Linked DNA regions of Mus musculus: all the other regions are linked to region 1. A link is a loop called in an ENCODE intact Hi-C map of the cell type or tissue named here. Cell type or tissue: heart. All regions are shown on one strand. Links, peaks and the distances in the headings refer to the core of each region. The heading gives the core; the rest is flanking DNA.

Evidence for each region. Hi-C counts contacts between places; a loop is a spot of excess contacts. Peaks named below come from ENCODE experiments on the same cell type or tissue, not always from the same donor. Only the 100,000 strongest peaks of a DNase experiment are listed, where the experiment ranks them.
Region 2: a loop joins it to region 1, with 4 times the contacts of the local background. A loop is called at or near these places in 30 of 42 quality-filtered maps.
Region 3: a loop joins it to region 1, with 2.6 times the contacts of the local background. A loop is called at or near these places in 4 of 42 quality-filtered maps.

Annotation. Positions count from the first base shown.
Region 1 is chr10:127,566,941-127,572,011 of GRCm38, forward strand. It overlaps Lrp1 (low density lipoprotein receptor-related protein 1), which reads right to left. Exons shown (of 89, transcript NM_008512.2): 33 at 4,949-5,071; 34 at 4,466-4,600; 35 at 2,344-2,475; 36 at 1,959-2,093; 37 at 1,649-1,778; 38 at 1,413-1,539; 39 at 422-573; 40 at 208-332. Among named protein-coding and RNA genes, the nearest start is that of Gm16217, 27 kb to the right of the region's middle. In heart, for the core only: a CTCF peak has its summit at 2,687 (motif pointing right); a DNase peak (open chromatin) is centred at 2,701.
Region 2 is chr10:127,619,635-127,624,705 of GRCm38, forward strand. Lrp1 (low density lipoprotein receptor-related protein 1) reads right to left here and starts at 1,514. Exons shown (of 89, transcript NM_008512.2): 1 at 984-1,514. The coding sequence starts at 1,053. In heart, for the core only: a CTCF peak has its summit at 2,633 (motif pointing left); DNase peaks (open chromatin) are centred at 1,217, 2,147, 2,577 and 3,207; H3K4me3 peaks cover 1,881 bases; H3K27ac peaks cover 1,787 bases.
Region 3 is chr10:127,735,756-127,740,826 of GRCm38, forward strand. Zbtb39 (zinc finger and BTB domain containing 39) reads left to right here and starts at 3,775. Exons shown (of 2, transcript NM_198035.2): 1 at 3,775-3,907. In heart, for the core only: CTCF peaks have their summits at 2,459 (motif pointing right) and 3,634; DNase peaks (open chromatin) are centred at 2,806 and 3,766; H3K4me3 peaks cover 883 bases; H3K27ac peaks cover 1,130 bases.

The DNA of each region.
Region 1 (5,071 bases), core at 1,621-4,120:
CAGTTGGAAATTTCAGCTGATCCCTGCTTAGCTATGGTATCTAATATCTTGATCTATCCCGCTCAGTCCTAACTCCCTGCCCCCAGCTCTTGTGAATCACTGGAAAGTGCCCTGGAGGCTCTGACTGATTTCCTGCCTTGTCCCTCTTCCTCCAAGGTTCAGCTGTCCTTGTTCACCTTTCTGGCCTGGCCCAGAGCCCAGCCTTACCCTTCTGCCTGTCCCTGTTGAAGACCTTGATGTCTTTAAGCTGAACACCAATGCCTGTCCTCAGAGGCACGGAGTCTGTAGCATTGTCTTTGCAGCCGCGCTTGATGGAGCCATTGGCGTGAGTTCTGGAGAAGGGAAAGCCGTGTGTAGGGTATGTCACTAAAAAGCCAGAAAGGAGAAACCCATGGGAGAAGCAGGACCCAGCCCCCCTCACCTGTCACTCCAGTAGATGAAGTCCTCAAACACGGACACGGAGAACATATCCATGTTATTGCTGGACAGGACCACCTCCCGGTTCTCGCCCGTTTCCAGGTCGATGCGCTCGATCTTGTCCATCCGAGCATCACACCAGTAGAGCTTGCCGCCCTGTGGACAGATGTACCCAGCTCACCTTGGGGCTAACTCCTGCTTTCCAGTAGGGATCGGCTCCATGTGTAACCACACTTACTGTGTGGACCACACACCCTCACTCTATACTTTTTAATTTATTTATTGTTACTGCCCTCATTTGCAGCATTAGAGACTAGTCCCAGGACCAAGCATGTTAGGCAAATATCATGTTAGCTTCTTATCTATGTATCTATGTATATCTATGTATCTCTATGTATCTATGTATATATCTATTTACCTACACCTATGTTTATTATCTAAAATCTATCTATCTATCTATCTATCTATCTATCTATCTATCTATCATCTATGCATCTATATATGTATCTATTTATCTATCACCTATCTATTTGTCATCTATCAATCTATCATCTACCTATTTATACATCTACCATATATCTATTATGTATCTATCATGTATCTATCTATCTATCTATCTATCTATCTATCTATCTATCTATCTATCTATCAATCTATGTATCTATGTATCTATCTATCTATGTATTTATCTTAAATTTTTGAGGTAAGATCTTACTGAATAGTCCAAGATGGCCTCAAACTTGAAGTAATCCTCCTGTCTCAGCCTCTTGAGTGTTAAGCATATGCTACCACACCCAGCTTTCTCATACTCTACTTCAGCATGACCACCCTCCATCGTCTTAGGGCAGATTACTATTCTCGGTGACAAATGGGTTAAAGGCTGCCACCACCCTCCCTGGTCCACGTCTAACCCTGATGGTTACCACAGGGAAACTGATAGGGAAAGGCTCAGAACTAGGGTTATCGCCTTCATCAGCTCCAGGGTGTATCCGTACCTGATAGTCTACTGAGATGCCATTGGGCCAGCTGATGCTGACATTAACCAACACCACTCTCTCTGTGCCATCAAGGCGAGACCGCTCAATACGTGGGTAATGACCCCACTCGGTCCAGAACAAGTACCTGTGGGTAGGGATGGAAGTGGGGGTGAGAGTCCATCCCACTTAGAAGCTGGGCCTTGTCAGACTATACTGTGGTCAAGAGATCTAAGCCAGCTTGCCTAGCTCCTTACCCCTTCTCTGGGTGGACAGTGATGGCCCGAGGCTTGTCCAGACCCTGGGAAATGACCACATAACGAAAAGAGCCATTGAGCCGGGCAACCTCGATGACATCGAAGCCCTGGTCCGTCCAGTATATGTTGCCTGAGGAGGGAGTCAGTCGGTGGGGTTCAGGGAGATTGGTAGGGAGCCTTGTACCTGGTCCCCTTCCATCCAAATCTTCCCTGTAGCTCCCATTGGCTTCTGCCCATACCTTCAGACTTTACGTCCCCATGGCCTGTGCCTTTCCCCCAAAGCCTATTTTCCTTCTACCATTCATTTCACCTGCGATCCAGTCCACCGCGATGCCCTCCACACGGCCAATACCGTTGGTCACCACATCCTCTCGCCATGTCTGGTCACGCTTGGCCCTGCTGATGGTGCTTAGGCCCATATCCACCCAATAAATAGTGTCATTTTCTGGAAGCAGAGGGGCAGACATGAGAATGCCCCTCAATGCAGAGGCAAGGCAAAGGGTCAAATCACGAGGAGGGTCAGGATAGCACCGAATGGGGGCTGTGGGTGCCGGGTGCTTTCTTGGAAGTGGGGAGGCAGCAGGAAGGAGTGAGGCAGCTGCTACAGTCAGTACAGGCAGCCCTTCTAGGACTTTAATGTGTCACTCCCATAAACTACTGGGGCATGCTGACTAATCCCCGGGACAATAGCTCACCGGCATGGAAGTCGATTCCGACAGCCAGTGAAGTTCCGGACACTGGGACCAGGGCATCCGACTTGTCATTGGGATCTAGTGGAATCCCCCGAATTCCCTCATGTACAGAGTACAGGAGAAAAGAGCCCACACCTGCAACACAAAAACACTTTAAGCATGAGCCTTGCTGACAAAGCTAGGTTCCTGTCACCCTCAAACTGCTTTTCTCAGCTTCCCCTTTGGCAGTTTCTTCTACCCATCTCCTGAACCTCTAAACGCTCACACCATGTGTGAGGCCCGGACCTTGGACAGGAGATGGCAACCTAACTGGCTTCTGAGAGCCCCAGCTCTGGGAGACCACCTGCAGAACCACTATTCACCACAAGAGGGCAGAAAGAGACTTACATTTCTTTCTCAGCACCCTGCCCCAGTCTTCCTTCCAAGGGCCTCAGGGGAGGTCGCAGCAGACAACCAGAGCAGCAAGACTCCAAAATCTAGATTCCCAGTTTGGCACTTGGTCTGACCTTAACTTTCTCATTGCCCTGCCTCTGCTCAGTTCCAAATCCTTTCCCAACATAAAGTTCTCAACATCCTGCTTGCCCCTGGGTCAGTCTTCTTTCCAGTTTTCCTGTTTTTGAGAAGGCACTGCTCTCTATGCATCCCAGAATCCTCCCTGACTCCCATCCCTTGAATACAATGTGTGCCCCAGTGAATCCCTCCATTAAGCCTTGGTTGCTTAAACTCTGTGAAAGAAGAGGAGGAAGAGGAGGAGGAAGAAGAGGAAAAAGAGGAAGAGGAGGAGGGGGGAGGAGGAGAAGAAGAAGGAGAAGGAGAAAGGAGAAGGAGAAGGAGAAGGAGAAAAAGAAGAAGAAGAAGAAGAAGAAGAAGAAGAAGAAGAAGAAGAAGAAGAAGAAGAAGAAGAAGAAGAAGAAGAAGAGACGACCACCACCACCACCACCACCACGTGCAGACACTAAAAGTCTCCCAAAATATGCTCAGTGTACTCAGGGTTCTGAGGAGCCAAACAGTAAAAACACAATGTTTACATGTTGCTCGGCCCAGGGTTCCTTTCTGTAACACCCACCCACATCAAAGCAGGAGGTTTCTGGCAGAGCACTTTGGGGAAAAGTGCTGTCCAAGGGCAAGCTTGTAAACCAGCAGGCTCTTGTGAAGTGCCTCCATGTCTCATCCCTTCCTTGCAAGCCAGTTGAGTAGCCAGGCCTCGGGCCTGCCTCCTCACGCACACACTCCTAATACTCTCCTAACTGGTCTGACTGCCTTGGTTCCTCCCTCCTCCATTCTGCAAGCCTTCTGCCCCTGGGTTAATCTCCAAACACCACTTTCTAGGCACTCCTGGCTGAGAACCCGCAGGTCCCCACCCTAGCTCAAAGCCTTATCACAGTCTTCCCACGCTGCCCTCGACAGGGCTCAGCGGCCCTGGAACTTGACTTCTCAGCTATATTTCTTGCCTCTTTTTTTTTTTTTTTTTTTTTTTTTTGATTTATTTATTTATTATATGTAAGTACACTGCAGCTGTCTTCAGACACTCCAGAAGAGTGCGTCAGATCTTGTTACAGATGGTTGTGAGCCACCATGTGGTTGCTGGGATTTGAACTCCGGACCTTCGGAAGAGCAGTCGGGTGCTCTTACCTACTGAGCCATCTCACCAGCCCTATTTCTTGCCTCTTATGTAGCATGAGTGTCTGTCTCCAAGGCGTGCACACATAGCTGGGATTTAAGTCAGGGCTCAGGGCATGTTAAGCACACCCTATTGTACCACCAACTTCTCTCTTCAAGGTACCAAGCATCAGATTCTACCCACTCTATAAACCCAGGGCACAGCACAGGGCACGCCTCTTCTGCCAAGCTGGCCTGCCTCTGTCAGCCGCCGGTGTCTATCTCACCAAAACCTACTGCAGGTCCTGAACAGTCACTAGCGCTTTGTGGTCCGGCTTCTCACTATGCTGGCCCCACTTTCTGGCTCCAGCTTTTGTCCGCAGTACCCAGAAAGGGGCACTGGATAAGCATTTAGCCCAGAAGCCTCCTGGTAACACACGATGAACACCATCTTTCTCAAACGCATAATGTAGCAATAGGGTAGAAGGGGTCAAGGCTGGACAGAGAGGAAATGCCGGGAACTGACCCTCACAGGCCTGCTGTCCGCTCCGGAGGCTGTAACCGGCTGTACACATACAGGAGCGAGTCGTCTCTGATGTTGGCAGGCAGAGCTGGGAACAGTCTCCGTTGTTGACACTGCAGGGGTTGGTGCCCTCATGCTCTGCGGGAGGACACAGGAGTGAAAAGAAAGGGTGAGCCTTGGTGGGGGACAGGCTTGGGCTGCTCAGAGAGGACAACAGTCACTGGATTCACCCTGGACCTGTCAGGGTCACACCCAACCCAATTCTTAGGTCTCATGTCTTCTTAGATCCCTGGACCTTCTGGCCAGACTGAGTCTACATTTCACACGAGTGGGGGTAAGGTAAAAAGCCCTCCCTCTATGCCCTCACCACCCCCCCCCCCCGTTCTGGAGGCTGCTCATGGTCACAGCCCTGCAGTCTCTCTGCCACCCCTCATCCCTCCCGCCGCAGACCCCCTCCACACACCACATTGTGCGCCCACTGCATACCTAGCTGGATGCTCTCGTCATACACCTTCATGTGCATAACCAACGTGGTACTGTTCCGCAGCACCACGGACCCAGAGCCATCGGCTTTGTTGCACGTGCCCATCTTCTCTGACACCTGATCTG
Region 2 (5,071 bases), core at 1,203-3,702, 52 kb after region 1:
TCCCCCAAAACAACACAGCAGCCCAAACCTAACTAATATACAAAGTGTATGTATGAAGTGAGACAGGGCTGGGCTTTACACATTTACTAAATGAGCAGGATTGGGGGCATGGTCATAACCCCCATCCCAACCTCCAACTCTCCTTCCAACCCAAACTGTGATCAAGCCTGAAATCGGGGAGACAGAGCTTCCTCTGAACCCCTCCCCAGCGTTCCAGACCATTCTCCAGTCTCTTCCAGAATGATGACATCTGACGTTTTTCCTCTCATCTTAAAGCTCCCAGGAATTAAGAAGGGAAAGCCAGCCATAAGCGTCACCAGACCCCTCCATCCCTCAACCGGGCTCCTGACTGAGGCCCTCAGCGGGGAGCTGCTCACTTCGGAACCCAGGCAGGCAGCCCAGGATTCTGGACCCGGGCCTCCATGCCTGGGATGCAGGGCTCATTCCACACCCAAACAGGGGGCCCTGCCTATCCCCACCCACAGCTTTCTCGGCCTGCCTGCCCTTTGGCCAGCAGGGCACCCCTAGCCGGCTTTGCCTTCCAGCCTTCAGAGTCCACTGCAAAAGGCCCTCCGCCCCCTTTTGCAGCGGTACACAGCAAATCCGGATTCCTTCACAATTCAGATGGGGGTGGGGGGGCGGGAGGGTGGAGGATGTAGGGGAGGCAGAGGCCCTCCCGTACCAGAGATAGGAAGAGAAGGCCTCTTAATCCCAAGATCAGAAAAAGGGGGAGCCCTCTTTTCCTACCCAGGCCTCTGGTCTTTGTCTGAGCTGGGGGGCCCTGGAAGCATCATTTGTCCCAGGCTCCCATCCCCCAAATCAGACCCCATCCCCGCCCCCAGTCAGGCCTCTGCTGTGTCAGCTGGACTGGGATAACAAAAGGCACCCCCTCCCGCGTCTCCCTTCCCCATCCAGACGCAGGAGTGGGGGTTGGGGAGGGGGAGCCCCCAGGGGTCCATGGGGGCCGCCGGAATCTCACTCACCATCCATAGTGGCCCCGGAGACCAGAGCTGAAAGCAGCGGCAGCAGCAGCAGCAACGGCGGGGTCAGCATGGTGTGGGCCGATGCAAACAGCAGCCCCCACCCTCTGGTCCTGTTACTTCTTGTCCTCGCCCCCCCCAATTGGGGGGTCCCCCTTTATCTTCCTCTCCCCGACTCTTCTATTCTTATCCTTTCCTTAAGCAAAGCGAACCAGGGGCATAGGTGAAATGGTACAGTTCCGAGCCCCCTGGGAAGGGCCTGCTGACGCGGGTGCGCCCCCTGCCCCCAAATTCGAACCCTTCACCCCTGCTTTACTCCTCGCTCCTCTCCCCCTCCCAGGGCGAAGCTCACAGCCCCATCTCGGAGCCGCCTCTGGCTGCAAAAATGCACAATTGGGAGGAGGCGGGGTGGGGGGTGGGGGGCGTGGACCCGATGGGGGTGCCTTGGTAGGGGCCTGATGGAGCACTAGGGGCTCCCCCGTTTCCGCCTCCTCAGTGCACTGGCCTGGAGCTCGCACCGCTGCTCCCCTGACTGAAGTGCCGCGGGGGGGGGGGGTGGGGGGGAGGAGGGAGGGGGGTGTTCAGAGGGGAGAGGGAGGGGACAGGGAGAGGAGGGAAGGAGGGAAGGGGCGGGGAAAGAAAAAAAGAGGTGGGGGGGGGGGGAGAAAGAGCTACGCGGCAATCCTGACAGTGCGCATGCGCTGATTTGGCGCGCTGCCCTGGGGAGGGGGAGTCGGAGGCGCTACAAGCTTTGGAGTTCTGGGAAGCGGTCCGAGAGTGGGAGTCCCCGGGCACCCTGTCCTCTAACTGCGTCTACCTCATCCCAGCGCTCCCTAGAGCCGGTAGAGCCAAGGGTGGGAATGGGGTAAGGGGCAAGGAGAGCTGCGCTCTAGTGCCTCTTTAAAACTCTATGTCACACCCCAGGATTTCAGATCCCCTCAGTGGGGTCCCGAGCCGCTGTCTAGGCGGAGGCCTGATTTCCTTGGGGAAACCCAGACAGTGCCTCCCTAGCCTAGGGTGGGGGCAGGGGTGGCCGGTCCGCCGGGAAGGTGCGGGAAAGGCTGAGCTTTGATTTGGAGACTTTGTAAGAACCGGTCTGGGATTGGGGCCTGCGTCCTCAGGAGGCGGAGTGAAGGAGTGGCCACATGGACCCGCCCCCACCTCGCTCCAGGGCTCAGAGTAAACAGGGACACCCGCGGGGACACGCTGCAGCTTGTCGGCCCGCCTTGGGCTCAGGGATGGAGCCCACCTTAGTACCCGCCCAGCCCTGCTCGCCTGGCACGGGGCGCAGGAGAGGCAGGCTCTGGTTTGGAGAGAGGTGACTCACCAGAGGGTGGGGTTGGGGTAGAGCCATCCCCTTTCGCCCTGAGAGGTCAGGCTCGATTTTTTTTTTGTTTGTTTGTTTTGTTTTTGATACCTTCTGACTGGCCTCCCACCAAGTCAGGGTTTCAGATGCCAAACTACAGGGAGTTGGAATGAAGGACTCCAGAGCTCCGCTACCAGACACCAGTCCTAGGGGGCTGTGTGCTGAGTGCCGGACCTTTGTCCCCAGTCTCAGTCGGTTTGGGAACGGTACTCTGGAGTCCAGAAAGCATCGGGCGGTTCCTAGGGCCGGCGAACGTGCTTCCGGCCACTGCCCTCTTGTGGGCGACGTTTGAAGACTGTAACCCTTAGTGTCTGACTTTCTCTGTGACCTGAAGTGAAAGTTCTGGAAAGCTCAGCAGGCGACATCCCTGGCTAGAGATGAACTTTAAAGACCAGGGACCAGTACACTAACTCCACAGGAGTGACCCCCACACACACTCCAGCCTGTCACTGGCAGAAAATAGACTTGTCCATTAATGACTGAGAGCCTTTCTTCAATGAGAGCTTATGCGGCTCACGGACAGGCTAACTGTATAGTCTCCCAGGCTGGACTCTCAGGATCCATCTTTCCTCCGTCCAGTTTCCAGCCTGTGCTCAAGTAGAGGCCTGATGTCTTTCTTCCTTTTGAAATATACTGAAGGTTTCCTCCTCCTCCTCTTCCTTCTCCTCCTCCTCTTCTTCTTCCTCTTCTTCCTCCTCCTCCTGTTCCTCCTCCTCCTGTTCCTCCTCCTCCTCCTTTTTTTTTTTTTTTTTTTTTTTCTAGCACAGGGTTTCTCTCAGCAGGGGTGGTCTGTTATTCTTTTATCCAGCTTCCATGGCCTAATACAGTGCCAGGCCCAGGCATGGAGTCACTAAATATTTTTAGTGGATGCTCACAGGCTTCTGCTAGGTCTCCACCCAATATTGTGGTCCAAGCAAAATCTGGTTGAAACTGACCTCAGGCAACGTTGACAGGGAAAAAAAAAAAGATATCAATAGCTACCATGCAGCTTGTAGCCTGAGAAGGCTAAGAGCCTGCCGCTTGGCTTACACAGATGAATCTTCTTCCTGACCTTCTCACCTCGCGTCTCTTCCATGGACCTGTCCTGGGTATTTCCGATAACACTCATCCTTTTATTCTTTGTCTCAGTGGCTACCCTTCAAAACAACAACCACATTAAAAAAGAAAAGAAAAGAGAAATGAAGAAAAGAAAAAGGAAGAAAGAAAAAAGAAAGAAAGAAAAGAAAAGAGACGTGGGGCTGGAGAGATGGCTCAGAGCTCTTGCTGTTCTTACTAAGGTCCTAAGTGTCCAGCACACACATTGGGTTGGCTCATAACTGTTTGTAACTCCAGCTCCAAAGGGTCTGATGCCTTCTTGTGGCCTCCATGGGGACCTGCACACAGGTGCACACTTCTACACACAGATATGAATAAAAAAAATTTTTTTAAAGACTATTTTATTTGGGGGCTGGAGAGATGGCTCAGCGGTTAAGAGCACTGCACTGACAGCTCTTCCAGAGGTACTGAGTTCAATTCCCAGCAACCACATGGTGGCTGGAGACCATCTGTAATGGGATCCGATGCCCTCTTCTGGTATGCAGGTAGATGAGCAGACAGAACACTCAGGTTAAATAGATAGATAGATAGATAGATATTTATACAATGTTCTGCCTGTATATATGCCTACAAGCCAGAAGAGGGCACCAGACTACATTACAGATAGTTATAAGACACCATGTGGTTGCTGGGAATTGAACTCAGGACCTCTGGGCGAGCAGCAAATGCCCTTAACTTCTGAGCCATCTCTCCAGCCTCTAAAAAAAATTTTTAAAAGATTTTTGTTTTTATTGTTTTTAACTATATTCATGTGTGAGTATGTAGAGACCTAAGGCATCAGGTCCCCTGCTTGAGCTGACGCCACCACCACCTAACTTGGGTGCTGGGAACACAACTCTTGTCACCTGGAAGAGCAGGTTCTTAACCACCAAGCCATGCCTCCAGCACCCTTGCCACCTCTTAGGAAGCCTCTTCCAAGGACTGGGATGTAGTTCAGACCACTGAGCACTCACCTGGCATGCACAAAGCCCTGAGCTCAAAGCCTAGCACTGTATACTGTATGCAGTAGCACGCACTTGTAAACCCAGCACCAAGGAGGTAGAGGCTAAAGGAGCAAGGTGGAGAATCAGAGGCCATCCTTGGCTATAGAGAAAGAGCTAGACCAGCCTGTGCTACATGAGACCCCGTCTCAAAAGAGGGTAGAGGAGGGGGCTGGAGAGATGGCTGCTCTTCCAGAGGGCCTGGGTTCCATTCCCAGCACTCGCCTGGCAGCTCACAGCTGTCTGTAGCTTTACTTCCAGGGATCTGACACCCTCACAGACAAACATGCAGGCAGCACACCAATTTACATTAAAAAAAAAAAAAAAGATGTGTATACCCACAGTGGGCATGAGAAAAGGTGGTGGTAGGGGAATACTAGTAGTTTAGGCTGGAATTGTAACAGAAATAATGGAAATTCAACAGGACGGGTCAAATGTGAGATCTTCCGTCAGCCATGGCGATCCAGAACCTGCCCTCGGCCGCTGTTCTGGGCCTGTGCTATCTATTGAATACCAATGAATGTATTTTAATTTATTTTCTTTCTTTTTTTAAAATGATTTTTTTTTGTTATTATGCATTGGTATTTTGCTTGCATGTCTATTTGTGTAAGGGTGCTGGAGTCCCTGGAACTGGAGTTACAGACAGTTGT
Region 3 (5,071 bases), core at 1,304-3,803, 170 kb after region 1:
CATGACCAAGGCAACTCTTATAAGGACAACATTTAATTGGGGCTGGCTTAGAAGTTCAGAGGTTCAGTCCATTCTCATCAAGGTGGGAACATGGCAGTATCTAGGCAGGCATGGTGCAGGAGGAGCTGAGAGTTCTACATCTTCATCTGAAGGCTGCTAGCAGAATACTGGCTTCCAGGCAGCTAGGATGAGGGTCTTAAAGCCCACACCCACAGTGACACACCCACTCCAACAAAGGCCACACCTCCAAATAGTGCCACTCCCTAGGACGAGCATATATAAACCATCACAGTGAACCTTTGTGGGAGACAAATGACTGTTCATTCCAGATAAGTCACCAATGACAGACCAAAGAAATGACTGCGTTTCAAGTCTAGCCTGGTGAAGCAATGTGTTTAATTAGGCTTTACAGGAGCAGGAGTGAGGGGTTATTAATAAAGTCTGGGTAGCTTACAGGGGCGACATCACCGAAGAAAATAATCTCAGCAATCATTAACTACTTATTCACCCTCAGGGAGATAGAGGCTGCCCTCCATCCCAGCAGCCAATAACTTCCTGTGCTGGTTAGTTTCTTGTCAGTTTGTCACAAGCTTGAGTCACCTGCAAGAAAGGAACCTCAGTGGAGAAAATGCCTCCATGAGACCAGGTTGTGGGTAAGCCTGTGAGATATTTACTTGTTGAAGATCTATGTGGGTGGGACCAGCCCAAGGTGGGTGGTGCCCCCCCTAGGCAGGAGGTTCTGAAGTAGAAGCAAGCCAGTAAGCAGAGTTCCTCCATGGCCCCTGCTTCAGTTTCTTCCTCCAGGTTCCTGCCTTGGCTTCCGTTTATGATAGAACATAAGCTGTGAGCCAGGTAAAGTAAGTCTTTCCTCTACGAGTTGCTTTGGTCACAGTGTTTTATCACAGCAATCTATACCCTAACAAAGACACTGCCTATATATCCTGTAAAGGGGTGGGACCTCATGAGAGCCCTTCCCTCCCATAAGTCCAGTCTTAATGCAGATATAGTCAGTCACAGCTGTAGAATAATTCAAGAGGACAAATGCGTTGTCATGCTCCAAGGATGGCGATCTACAGCAGTCCCCTCTTTCCCTGACTCTTGTATATGTTCTTCCTCGCCTCTGTCATATTTTGTTAACCCTGACATTCAGGAGGAGAAAAGGTCAAGTCCATGACTGTCCAATTAAAGCAGGCTGTATTTTTGGGTGAACCTAGGACAGGCCAGCTGGCTACCAGTTGGCTAAGTCGGGATTTGAGTAAGCAGTCCCTGCCGGCCTTTGGAAGGCTCTTCTATTGGAGAGATAAGGTGTTCACAGGGCCAAGAGGATTGGTTGACACACATGGTGAGAACAGAAGGGAAAAAGGATGGGTGTCATGTGCATGGGGTTGCACGCAAGTTACACAGGCCTAAGAAACAGGAACTGACTCTTAATGGTAAACAGAAACTTTATTTTGCAAGGACTTAAAGTGGGACAAACAGGAACTTCCTTTTGACTATCTCAAGTGCACACAGAACTCTTAACCGCAAGGTACATTTTTCCTGTTTTGGTCTCAGATTCCTTGAGCCCTGGCCGGGATACTACAAACATTTCACTCTGGACCGAACACTTAGTAACTAACTACTTATTCTTTGCACTTACCAGGTCTGAGTCTGCAGGTAACCACTGCCCACTGCAGGAAGCAGCTCCCCTGACCACGGACCACCACGATGATAAAATAGAGGCGTAAACACAAACGTTTAATGGGCAGCTTCAGAAAACGGAGTGGTGGGGGTCATGGTGCTGAGCCAGAAGCAGTGTCTAGGAGACCAGGAGTTTGGGTGTAAGAAAGTCAAGGTCAAAAGGCACCAAAAGGGAACAAGAGAAAGAACCCAGCATGCAGGAATAGGTGGCACACACCCCTGGCACATCCCACCAGGCAGTATGTGCTAAGCTTGATCCTATCAGCAGCTGTGGCTGCATCAGAGAGACAGTTCATGCCTCTGTAAAGTCAAAACTAGAGACTGAACTCATCCAGTCCAGACAGGAAAATTCCCAACACAAGCACTTCAAAGACAGAATATTCTCTGATTTTCATAGCTTCATGTGCTGGGCCCTATCTGAATGCTATGCCACAGAGTGTGCCTTCCTCTAAATTAAAGGTCGGACCTGAGAGGCATCTCCTGTCACTCATCACCCTCGTTTCACTGTCCAATTCCTTTCACGTTTTAGGAACCCAGGAGTGGGTAATAACACAGAAAAAAAACTTTTGAGACAGGCTTTTATGTAGCCTAGGCTACCTTCAAACTTGCTATGTAGCTGAGGGTGACCTTGACCTTCTGATACTTTCGTGTGGATGGACAACATAGTCATTCCCTGGTATGGCTAAAAGGGAGGATTTTGTTTGTTTTAAAAGATTTACTTATTAATACATTTATTATGTATACAGCATTGTGCCTGCACTTATGCTTGCAGGCCAGAAGAGGGCACCAGATCTCATTAGCGATGGTTGTGAGCCACTATGTGGTTGCTGAAAATTGAACTTCGGACCCCTGGAAGAGCAGCCAGTGTTCTTAACCTCTGAACCAGCTCCCCAGCCCACAAAGGGAATGCTTTTATGGCAGATATGAAAGAGAGAGGACAGATAGGCTGGAATTGGCCATGAGACACAGGCCTGGGCTGGAGTTGTGCCTGGCTGGCAGGCGAGGCAGGATGGGAAGGAGCCAGCCTGGGCTGTCTAGGCTGTGTAAGGACGTAGGCAGGGGAGCTTTGGTTTTATGGCTAGTCTTGAGCAGGATCATTTGATGAGCAGATTCAGGAGAAGGGAGGAGGCCAGTGATGGAATTCTAGACAGGGGACGGACCCGTTTAGGAAGACACCTGGGTTGCCACGGTCCAGGTAACAGAGTGACTCCATCTGGCCATCTACCAGGAAGGAGGGTCCGTTTTGGGCTATCAGAAGAGCTTCCTGGGGATCTAACCTGAAATACTCCATTCGTTAATCATCTACCCCTGGTGAGAGTGTCTGGTGCTGCTTCCAGGAATTTGGCATTGTCACTGGGCTCGGACAAGGAAGTAGGCTCAGATAAGAACGTGAGAAACGGTGACTGTGGGGCTTTGTTTGCTACTATGCTTAATCATTACCGTGTGTGATCTCTTTGTTTACTACTTCTCTTGATTACTTTGTCTTTGGTCTAAGAACCATGTTTTTTGTTTTTTTTGGATGTACCTAGAATGATATAAAAGCTAAAAAAATAAAGTTGCTTCAGCCTCAGCCTCAGCACTGGCTGGAGTCATGTTATAGTTTTGTCAATTTTTTTTTCTTCTTTGCAATCCTCACTCCCTCCCTTGAGACCCGGTTGACTGACTGAGCTGGCTTGGTCAGACCCCGCCCCCCTCACCCCCATCCGCACAGTCACATACCTGCACCCGCACACAGGTTTTTAGAAGGCGCCTATATGTGTGCAAGGCAAGGTGACAAGCAGAACTCAAAAGTGGAGCTCTGGCAAAACCACAGATCCCTGCCCTCAGAAAGCTCGCGGGAGTCATAAATTAACTGAACAAGCACACAGATTTTTGCGAGGCTGTTGGGGGACAGGGTTGGTTGGACCTGCTTTTCACTCCCCAGGCGCCACAGCGAGCGGGCTGGTGTGGGCTCGTGGCTCCGCCCGGCCGTCGGGGGGCGCTGCCTCCTCCCGGACGGCGGGGGGCGCTGCGGGCCGGGCGGCGGGGGGCGCTGCCTCCTCCGGGACGGCGGGGGGCGCTGCGGGCCGGGCGGCGGGGGCGGCCCGGGCCGGCGCGGCGAGCGGCTCGGCGGATGGAGAGTCTGGCCGCGGCCGGCGGCGCCGCCTCCTCGTCGGGCCGGGCACGGCGGGCCGGGGCCTTTGTGTGAGGCGGTGGCGGCGATGGTGCTCGGACCCCGCGGAGCCGGGTAAGCGCGATCGGGTCCAGCCGGACTCCCGCTCGGCCTTTCTGTCGCCCTGGCTGGGCGCGCCCCGCCGGTGTCCCCGGCCGGCCCTGTCCTCCCTCCCGGCGACCGGGCCGCGGCTCCCGGGCCTCCGCTCGGCCGGCTCCCGCGGCGCCGGGCCTGGGTCGCACGGGGGCAGCCCGCGCTGTCTGTGGCGACCGAGGTGCGCCTTCCCGGCGGTGCTGCGCCCCAGCCCGGTGCTGTCCCTGCCCTGGCGGATCGCGGGGAGACCGCGGCACGGGCAGACCTTTGGTTGGGGCGTACTCCTTGCAAGTTGTATATCCATGGGGTGCCCGGAGCCTCCCACCGTGGATGAGTGACCGCCAGGGCCCGGGAGACGCGTGGTTGGTACCCAACAATACTCAGACGAGTGCTGGGCCCCCGGGAAAAGTTGGGAATTGTTGGTAGAACCTGGTGCGATGGAGAAAAGGGTTGTGCTGCTCAGGGCGAGTTGTGCGAAGCACACGCATGTGACTAGTTGTTTCTCCGAGGTGTGCAAGACCTGAGATGGGGGAAAAGTGATGTTAAAAACGCTTGCAGGAATCTTTCCCTTGCTTAAGGCATCCAGTTGTTACTGTATAGTTGGTAAAGACAGATACAACGTACCTAAGTAATGTTACATACCACAGTTGTGTTTGCTTTGGCTATGAGTTTAGCTTCATCCACAGAATACAGTAACGTTTGAGAAATTAGCATCCAGAAGGGGTCTGGGAAGGACCAGAGAATAGGCAAGTATCCCATGAAGGGCGAGGTGGGGATTCAAGAGTTTGAGATTTTGAGGTGGGGCTGGTGGTGGCTCTTATCTGTAATCTAGCATTTGGGAGATGGAGGTAGGAGTATCATAATGCCATCAAGATCATCCTTAGTAACAGAGCAATTTCAAAGTCAGCCTGGGCTACATAAGATCTCAAAAAGAAAAGAAAAAAAGAGCTGAGAGGTTTGTTTGTAGACTGGAAAGGACAGCTATGGCAGACAAGTAAAGGTGCAACCGTTACCTCTTCCTTAGCTGCTAATGGAGCATTGATAATAGTTCAAGTATATTCCTGGCATTTGGCATTGTGAGGAAAGAGAATAGACTTAATGATAGAAAGAAAAACTTGATTTAGGAAGAAGTTAGTAAAGAAACCC